Regions from separate parts of the Homo sapiens genome. Here regions 1 and 2 are each linked to region 3. A link is a loop called in an ENCODE intact Hi-C map of the cell type or tissue named here. Cell type or tissue: ascending aorta. All regions are shown on one strand.

Evidence for each region. A loop is a pair of places that touch in the nucleus more often than their neighbours do. Peaks named below come from ENCODE experiments on the same cell type or tissue, not always from the same donor. Only the 100,000 strongest peaks of a DNase experiment are listed, where the experiment ranks them.
Region 1: a loop joins it to region 3, with 5 times the contacts of the local background. A loop is called at or near these places in 6 of 110 quality-filtered maps.
Region 2: a loop joins it to region 3, with 4 times the contacts of the local background. A loop is called at or near these places in 17 of 110 quality-filtered maps.

Annotation. Positions count from the first base shown.
Region 1 is chr17:55,725,161-55,727,660 of GRCh38, reverse strand. It overlaps a transcript of TMEM100 not described here. Among named protein-coding and RNA genes, the nearest start is that of TMEM100, 3.5 kb to the right of the region's middle. In ascending aorta, no CTCF peak of the experiment used is centred here; a DNase peak (open chromatin) is centred at 990.
Region 2 is chr17:55,749,821-55,752,320 of GRCh38, reverse strand. It overlaps PCTP (phosphatidylcholine transfer protein), which reads right to left and starts at 1,270. Exons shown (of 6, transcript NM_021213.4): 1 at 1,077-1,270. The coding sequence starts at 1,217. RefSeq lists a silencer at 1,133-1,472. In ascending aorta, a CTCF peak has its summit at 1,133; a DNase peak (open chromatin) is centred at 1,290; H3K4me3 peaks cover 1,776 bases; H3K27ac peaks cover 1,270 bases.
Region 3 is chr17:55,420,941-55,423,440 of GRCh38, reverse strand. It overlaps MMD (monocyte to macrophage differentiation associated), which reads left to right and starts at 1,606. Exons shown (of 7, transcript NM_012329.3): 1 at 1,606-1,771. The coding sequence starts at 1,746. RefSeq lists a silencer at 1,206-1,665. In ascending aorta, no CTCF peak of the experiment used is centred here; DNase peaks (open chromatin) are centred at 1,380 and 2,430; H3K4me3 peaks cover 1,740 bases; H3K27ac peaks cover 1,038 bases.

The sequences.
Region 1 (2,500 bases), 300 kb before region 3:
CCTAGAAATTGTACAGCGATTAGGAGTCGACTGGGTGCCACACAATGTTTATGTACATAATTTTATGACCAAGACAAGTGATATTTGGCACCTGAGACTAGGGGGAGATTTCTCCTGTAAACGAGCACCAAAGGGCTCCATGCTATCAGGTATAGGGAGGAGTGGCAAAGGGGTGAGGTCATTGTGATCCCTTCCCTTCTCCTCCCTGAAAAAAAAACAAGTATGGTGTGTTTCCTGCAAGCCCCAGAATATGTGAGCCTTAGCTCACTCACTAAGGGAGGCTGACCCTAGGAGTGTGCATTTGTCTTAGGAAAGAAAGTGTCAGCCCATTTTGAGGTAACTCTCGAACTTCGGGCTTCCTCATCTTTGGCCTCCAAAGAATAACGTACATAAACATAAAATGCGATGCAAAATGTATGGGGTTGTATCAGGATGGCAGGAGTTTCGGTGTATATTCTGATTTTGAGACAAGAAAATCAATTCTTCTCATCTGAGGCCAGAATGGTAATTAGTTCTTGTTGAAGTGAGAGATTATTTACTCAGCTCTATTTTTTTATGTTTATGTGACCTTTCATAGTTACTCAGAACAAAATGGGGTAAGAGAATGGGGATTGTAATGTGAATCTAAAAGATGTATGTTTCCCTTTCTATATTCAAATGGATCTTATGAGATTCCCATACCTAGAAATTGACCACCAATTAGTAAAATACAGATTTATATCTAAGGCACATTCATTGTTCCTCTTGGTACTATCAGATCTCTCTATTTAATGTCCTAGACCTCAAAGAAAAGTGTTTTGGAGGAGAAAAAAAGAAAAGGAGGAATAATAACATGACCTGCTATCCAAAATGAACACAGAAGCACAGATCACTTTCCAAAATGTCCATGATTTCAGAACATAAATGCAGGCACACCCTTAAAAGAAGCATTAGAGAGGAGAAAACCTGGCCAGCTTCCCAAATCTCCCTGCATCCAATTGGACTGGGTGATGACTGAGATCAAAGGCATGTGGTGATTGGACAGAAGGCCAAGAGGAACTGGCATCCTCAAGGCTGCTGGAAATTAGCCAGCTCAAACACACCAAGCAAAAGCAAATTGGAAATAAAGACAGGCGAGTAATCAAATGCACATGGGGGCATGCTTCACAAAATGCGAACTTCATGTGTTCCCAGAGGAGAAATTGCCAGGTCTTCAACAGCACAAACTCAATAGGAAAATCAAAACATCCCCTTTTGCAACCTTAGAGCCTGAATCTTTGGCTTCCACTTTAGGGAAATGGGCAAAATGACCTCTTTGTCATAGTACACACCATGCTCCCTGCCCTCCTCCACTCCCAGACCCCTCTCCCCTAAGTAACTTTGTCTTTCATTTTGTTTCTAAAGAAAAAAAAATGAGATTTTTGCAATTTGGGGCATTCTCTCTGGAACAGCAAATGTTCCCAGCTCTGCCGTTTACAATGCCTTTGGTGGAAGGTCACCTCGGAGGTGTGATTTTTCAGTATAACATAATTTCTATGGTGCCTTGACATCCTCCAATGAAGAGCACCAATAGGACCACTCCTCTGACATTAGGGAGAGGGTCCACTCAGGCACCAAATGCCATTCTCACCACTAATCCTAATCTTCCTTGTACTCCTTTTATTACCTGCATGTTATTGGGAAAGAGGATGGTTTATGGTCCCATTCCCCTACATACACACTTTCCAACCCCATACTCCCTTAGAAATGTAGAGCAAAGATTACGAATTCTTTTCTGCAGGTTCTGATTCACAGAGGGAGAGCATCAGAATGGGGGCTTTGGATAGGAAAAACCTTGCAAATTAGTGCCTGAATAAAGATATAAAAAGAGAAAAGTGAAGGAAGATATTCTTCTCAAACTTGATGCCCTTTCTCTCTGTCTCTGTCTGTATACACACACACACACACACACACACACACACACACACACACACACACACATATATATGGGTTACATTTTCATGGAGGACAACAGAGTAAAATCCAGCAGCATTTAAGGGATTTCCTCTTGCCAAATTGTCTCCGGTCCCTTAATTGTGTTTAAGCCTTGCTGAGTACTTTGTTTACGGTCCCTAATGTGGTGATTTGCATCCCCCTGTCTGGGTTGCTCTTGGCAGGGCAGGCAGCTGTCTCAGTCTAACTCTGGCTGGGAAAGGTAAGGATCTTTGCTTTGCTTTTTGAAAGATCTGGGAAGGAAATGTTGAATGTCTATGGGGGTTAGGGGCATAGATATAATTCATGCATTGGAGGCTTTGAGAAAAGTTCTCCAAACTTAAAGGAGTCTCCTAAAGCCATGTGCTTTAGAAAGAACTAGAGAGATTTCCTCTTCTTTGTGAAAATAGAGGGCTCGCAGAAATAAGGCTGGTTGCATTGTGGATGAAATTTTGCATTTGGGGGCAGGTGTCCCCAAAGGATGCCCAGGGGTGTTTAATACTTTGTAGACACAGAGTGGAAGGAGGAATAAACATTCAGAAACAACAGG
Region 2 (2,500 bases), 330 kb before region 3:
GCAATGAGACAGGCAGAGTTTTCATTCCTGTTTAACAGGTGAGCAACTTCTAAATATTGCAAACGTTTGTTTTCTGTTTTAAAATATAAAAACACTATATTTGATGTAAACAAAAATGCAAGTGCCTAAAAAGGCAACCACATGTTTGACATTCACAAGATCATGAACCCTCCAATCCCACCTCTGCTATTCACTTATCTGGGCCATTTCAGGAGTGACTTCACCCTTGAGGCCTGTTGCTTTCACCTATGAAACCTGGGGTTTAACCAGGTGAGCATGAGGTATCCTCCTAACTCTAACACTATAATATCCTGGTCCTGTATTAGGAAACTTCAGTTTCACCCACATTACCTGCAGGCGACTTTTAACCTACTTGCCATGCTGCGACTATTACACAAAGCAACTGATGACAAGCCTTGGATGACAGGCCTCAGGGGCAATGCCTTCCACCTGGATGGCTACCTGATTCCAAAGACTTCAACAACCAATCCCATTCCTCCTACATCTTTACTCCTGCCTGAAGATTCGGACTCAACTTATTAAGAGCAACTTGGAAGGAAGGGGCAACAACCAAAAGAAACGAGTCACTAAAACAGTAGGGCCCTTCTCGGCAACCCCTGACACCACCCTGCACATCCAGTCCTTGAAAAGTTCTGTTTCTTTTCCTCCTATATCCAAGCCCTAAGATACCGCCCCTCCCCCACCCCAGCCCCCATATGCCACTGACACGCATTGGAGAGTGAGGATCAACGTCCCTTGCAGACGTGTGCACGGGCCTAGGAACCAGCTGACCCACGTTTCAACTGTCATTAACTTCTAACTACATGCCCCGTCGGGCCTGACCTGAGGCTGAACTCCTGTGACCTTCCAACTCCCCTGGATCTGCACGGCAGTCACTTGGAGGCACCGCCCCTGCGCTAGCTCCAGAGCTTGAGACAGGGTCCGGGCGGAGCTCCTTCCTGAGCCGGAGAAGACGCGCCCCTGTCCCTTCCGCGACTGCCGCCCCGCACTCCCTGCGGGGAGGTCGACCCCGGCGCATTCTAGGCCCCGCGGTCCTCCAGCGGGTTGGCCGCTACCTTGTCCAGCAGCCGGTAGATGCTGATGCCCGAGGTCTCCACTAGGAGCTGCCAGTCGGCCCCGGCCAGAGCGGGCTGCTGGAGCTCGGCGCAGGCCTCCCAGAACTGCTCCTCCGAGAAGCTTCCGGCGGCCAGCTCCATCCTTCCGCAGTCCGGGCTCCTCCGCCTGGAGGGCAGGCCGCGGACACCCTTAGTGTGGGCCTGGGGGCGGGGTGACCGGGCTGCCCCGGCTGCCCCGGCTGCCCCAGCGTCATTGGCAGGAAACTGAGGAGAAGGCGGGGCCTAGACTGGAGGAGCGGCCTGAGGGTGGGGCCCTGGAGGGGCGGGCCTAGAAAAGCGGGCGGGGCTGAGCAAGGAGTGAGGAGGATAGACAAGAAGTAAAAGGAGAAAAATTGGACTTGATGTGGGGAAGGAAGGAAGAGCTGGAGAAGTAAGGAGGCTTCCAGAGGGAAGGGAAAAAGGAAGGGAGACAGTGATGTCACCTCAAAAACAGCTCCTCAGTAGCCTATCCCATACTCCCTGCTACTCCCATAACCTACAGACCTGTTTGAGTGTCTCTCATTTACCTTTCTGAATAAAGTAGAGAAAGTCTCTTTGGTAGACATGAGAGGAGAGGTGGGCAGAGTAGAAATGCTGGAAAAATCCTAAGGGGTCAAATGCCAGAAGTGTATTTCAATATAATTTCTCTTCTTTCTGCTATACATTGTAAAACATTATTCTGAGACGAGGTCCATTGGATTCCCCAGAAGACTCTAGGGGTTCATAACACCAAAACAGTTTAGAAACCTAATCCATAATGGATCTACAAGGTTGTTGCCACCCTTGAGGGTAGAAACTGATCTGAAAGGTGTCGTACTATCCACCTAGGATTTCTGCAACTTGCATAATTTAGCTCACTGTGCAACTCAAACATCTTCTTGTTCCTTTGAAGTCCCTTGAGTAATACTGTATTTCCCACCAGCAGACTGTACTACCTGACTTTGAATAAAGTAGGTCGTTTGAACATCAAAACGATGTAACAGCCACGTGAGTGCCAATAAACTCTGGAAACTCATGTTTCCTAATCTGTAAAATGGGTCAAGAATTGTGCTACCAGTTACAGCTGAGGAGGTGGTTGGACAAGGAATAATTTTCCACAGTGCCCGTCCAAGTAAATGTTCAATAACAATTTCCACTTGTTTTGCATTACTATATTGAAATGCTTTTCTTTCCTTACTTGAAAGAAAGTTGATGGCAAAGTCTTAATTTATGTGATTTTCCAATCAGGCAAATGATCACATTTGGCAGCTTGCTTAGTTAGACACAGCAGAGATAAATAATTGCTTTCCTCAAGTCAGTCCTGGTTCTGTTTGGCTTTATAGGTGTGGAAAGAGGGATGTGAAATTTTCCTAGACTAAATGCACAAAAGTTTAGGCTAGACATAC
Region 3 (2,500 bases):
TTTTAGAGAAGTGTATTGCTTTAAAACAGGGAGAGATAGTCTGACGTACTGAAAGGAGGTGGGTCTTTAAAGTTAGCGAAAGGTAGGTAGGAGCCTTACTTTTGCCTTTGGCAAGTTTATTGACCACTATAAGCCTCAGCCTTATCTGTAAAATAAGTTGGATAATGCCCATCTGGAGGAGCTCTTGGGAAGATTGAAGCATGGAAAGCACCTCTCTGGAAGGTTCAAGGAAAGGGAACTAGAATTATGGGTGACAGAATTCCCTGGCTTTCCAATGCTTTACTGTAGGTCGAATGAGCACTCCTAGCAGGCTGGCCTCATGCCACTTCAGAGTCTCTAGCCTGCAGGCTGGGGGCTGGGTATGGACACGATACCTGGAAGGGAACACATATAACTTCCATCAGTGATCCTGGAAAGGCTCGACAAATCACCCATTCATTCATTCTGTGTGTATGTGTGTGTGTGTGAGAGAGAGAGAGAGAGACAGAGTCTCACTCTGTCACCCAGGCTGGAATGCAGTGGTGCAATCTCGGCTCACTGCAACCTCTATCTCCCAAGTTCAAGTGATTCTCCCATCTCAGCCCCCCGAGTAGCTGGGATTACAGGAGCCCGCCACCACTCCCGGCTAATTTTTGTATTTTTAGTAGAGACAAGGTTTCACCAAGTTGGCCAGGCTGGTCTCGAACTCCTGACCTCAGGTGATCCGCCCACCTTGGCTTCCCAAAGTGCTGGGATTACAGGCATGAACCACAGCACCTGGCCCATTCATTCATTTTTATTTGAACTTCTCTTCCAGGAAGCCCTCTGAGTTTAGGTTTAGCGACAGGACCCTGATTCAAGTCAACTCGTTTATTTGAAAGCTGCCTGGATAAAAATAAAATAAAATAAAAAATAAACTGGAGGATAACATAAAAGGATCCTTGCAGAGGATTCCTCCTTTTGTGGATCTCACTGAATCTCAGAGTTAGAAGACGCTCAGAGATCTCAACTCCCTCAAGGGTCAGACAAGGACAGGTTTTTCATTCTGCCCTGGATCCTCTCACAATAGCCTCGCGGGAGCTGGCCCTCAAAATGATGAAGGAATAAATGAAAGGAGGGATGGAGAAATTAATGATGAAGAAAAAATGAATGAGGTAGGGCTGCTTGTTTGCTGCTATTTTCTTCACAATGCTTTTAAGATTTCCTGGTCCATCTCCTCCTTCACCACTTCTCTCCCTCCCTCGATCTCTTCTCCAACTTGTCTCTTACAGAAGGGCGCCGCGTTCCCGCGCTCCTCCCCTTCCCCTCGCCCCGCCCCTCCCCAGCGAGGCCCCGCCTCGCTGCCCGAGCCCGGCGGGAATGAATGGCAGCGTAGCCGCCGCGCCGCTCGGGGTGCCGATTGGCTGACCGGCGCGCTGACGCGCCGGCGACCGCGGGTGCACGCAGGCGAACAGAGCCGGCGGGGGCGGAGCCGGGCTCCGGGGCGGGGCGCAGGAGCCCCGGGGCGGAGGAGCCGGGGAGGCGGGAGGCGGGAGGCGGGAGGTGTTGGGGCCGTTGAAGCGGCCTCCCTCCCGCCCCCAGCCGCCCGGTCTGGCCCCAGCCCTGTCCCGACCCCCGGCCTGGCCCACTCCGACCCTACCCGGCCGAAGGGTTCCGCTGGACACGCAGGCGGCCTCCGGAGCAGCCCAAGCCCATGAGGGCCGCGCGCCCGGCCGCCGGTGCTGACGAGACGGAGCTCCTGGCCCCCGAGGAGGAGCAGAGGATCAATGCGGTTCAAGAATCGATTCCAGCGGTGAGAGGGATGGCGTCCCGGTCCCGCTGCCCGTGTCAGAAGCGGGTTCCCAAATCCCGCCGTTAAGCGCACGGCTCCCGGCTCCTCACCTGGATTCATCCTGGGTGGATCCCGCACCTTGGCCAGGGATCAGTTCCCTGGGGATTCCCCACCCTGCTGTCCCTGGGCGATCCCCTTCCTCCAAGGATGGGAGCTCCTGCCTCACCCGGGTCTCCCCTCGCGATCTGCGGACCTCAGATGGATTCCCGGCCCCGGGACTCCAAGCCTGTCCTCCTTCCCGGGGATCCCTTTGCTCCTGGGGCTCACCCTCCCGACCCCCATACAGGCTGGGCTCTGGCTCTCTCTGGGAACCCGAACCCCAGCCCCGGGCACCGCCCCCGAGTCCTCCGACCTGGCTTTGGCCTCCATCCCTTTACCTCCAGGGTGGGGGTCTCCCGGGGCGCGCGGAACGGGGTGGCGCCCTGCGGAGAGATTTGTCGTAAAGCGGGGTGCTAGGCATTTTGGGTGCTTTGTGAACGGCCCTAGCAACAGGGAAACTGAGGCACGCTCCGCCAGCTTAGCCCTGCCTGGCCGTGTAGGGGCCTTGCTGGTTCTCCAGCTGAACGTCCCAGGGCGGTGCTATTTTTGGGCTCTGCGAAGGGGCATGTTAGCTTTCGGGTGGCGAGACCTGCTGTGGAGGCGCCGGTGTTAGGAAACGAGGAGGAGGAACCGTGGAGGCGCCACCGGAAG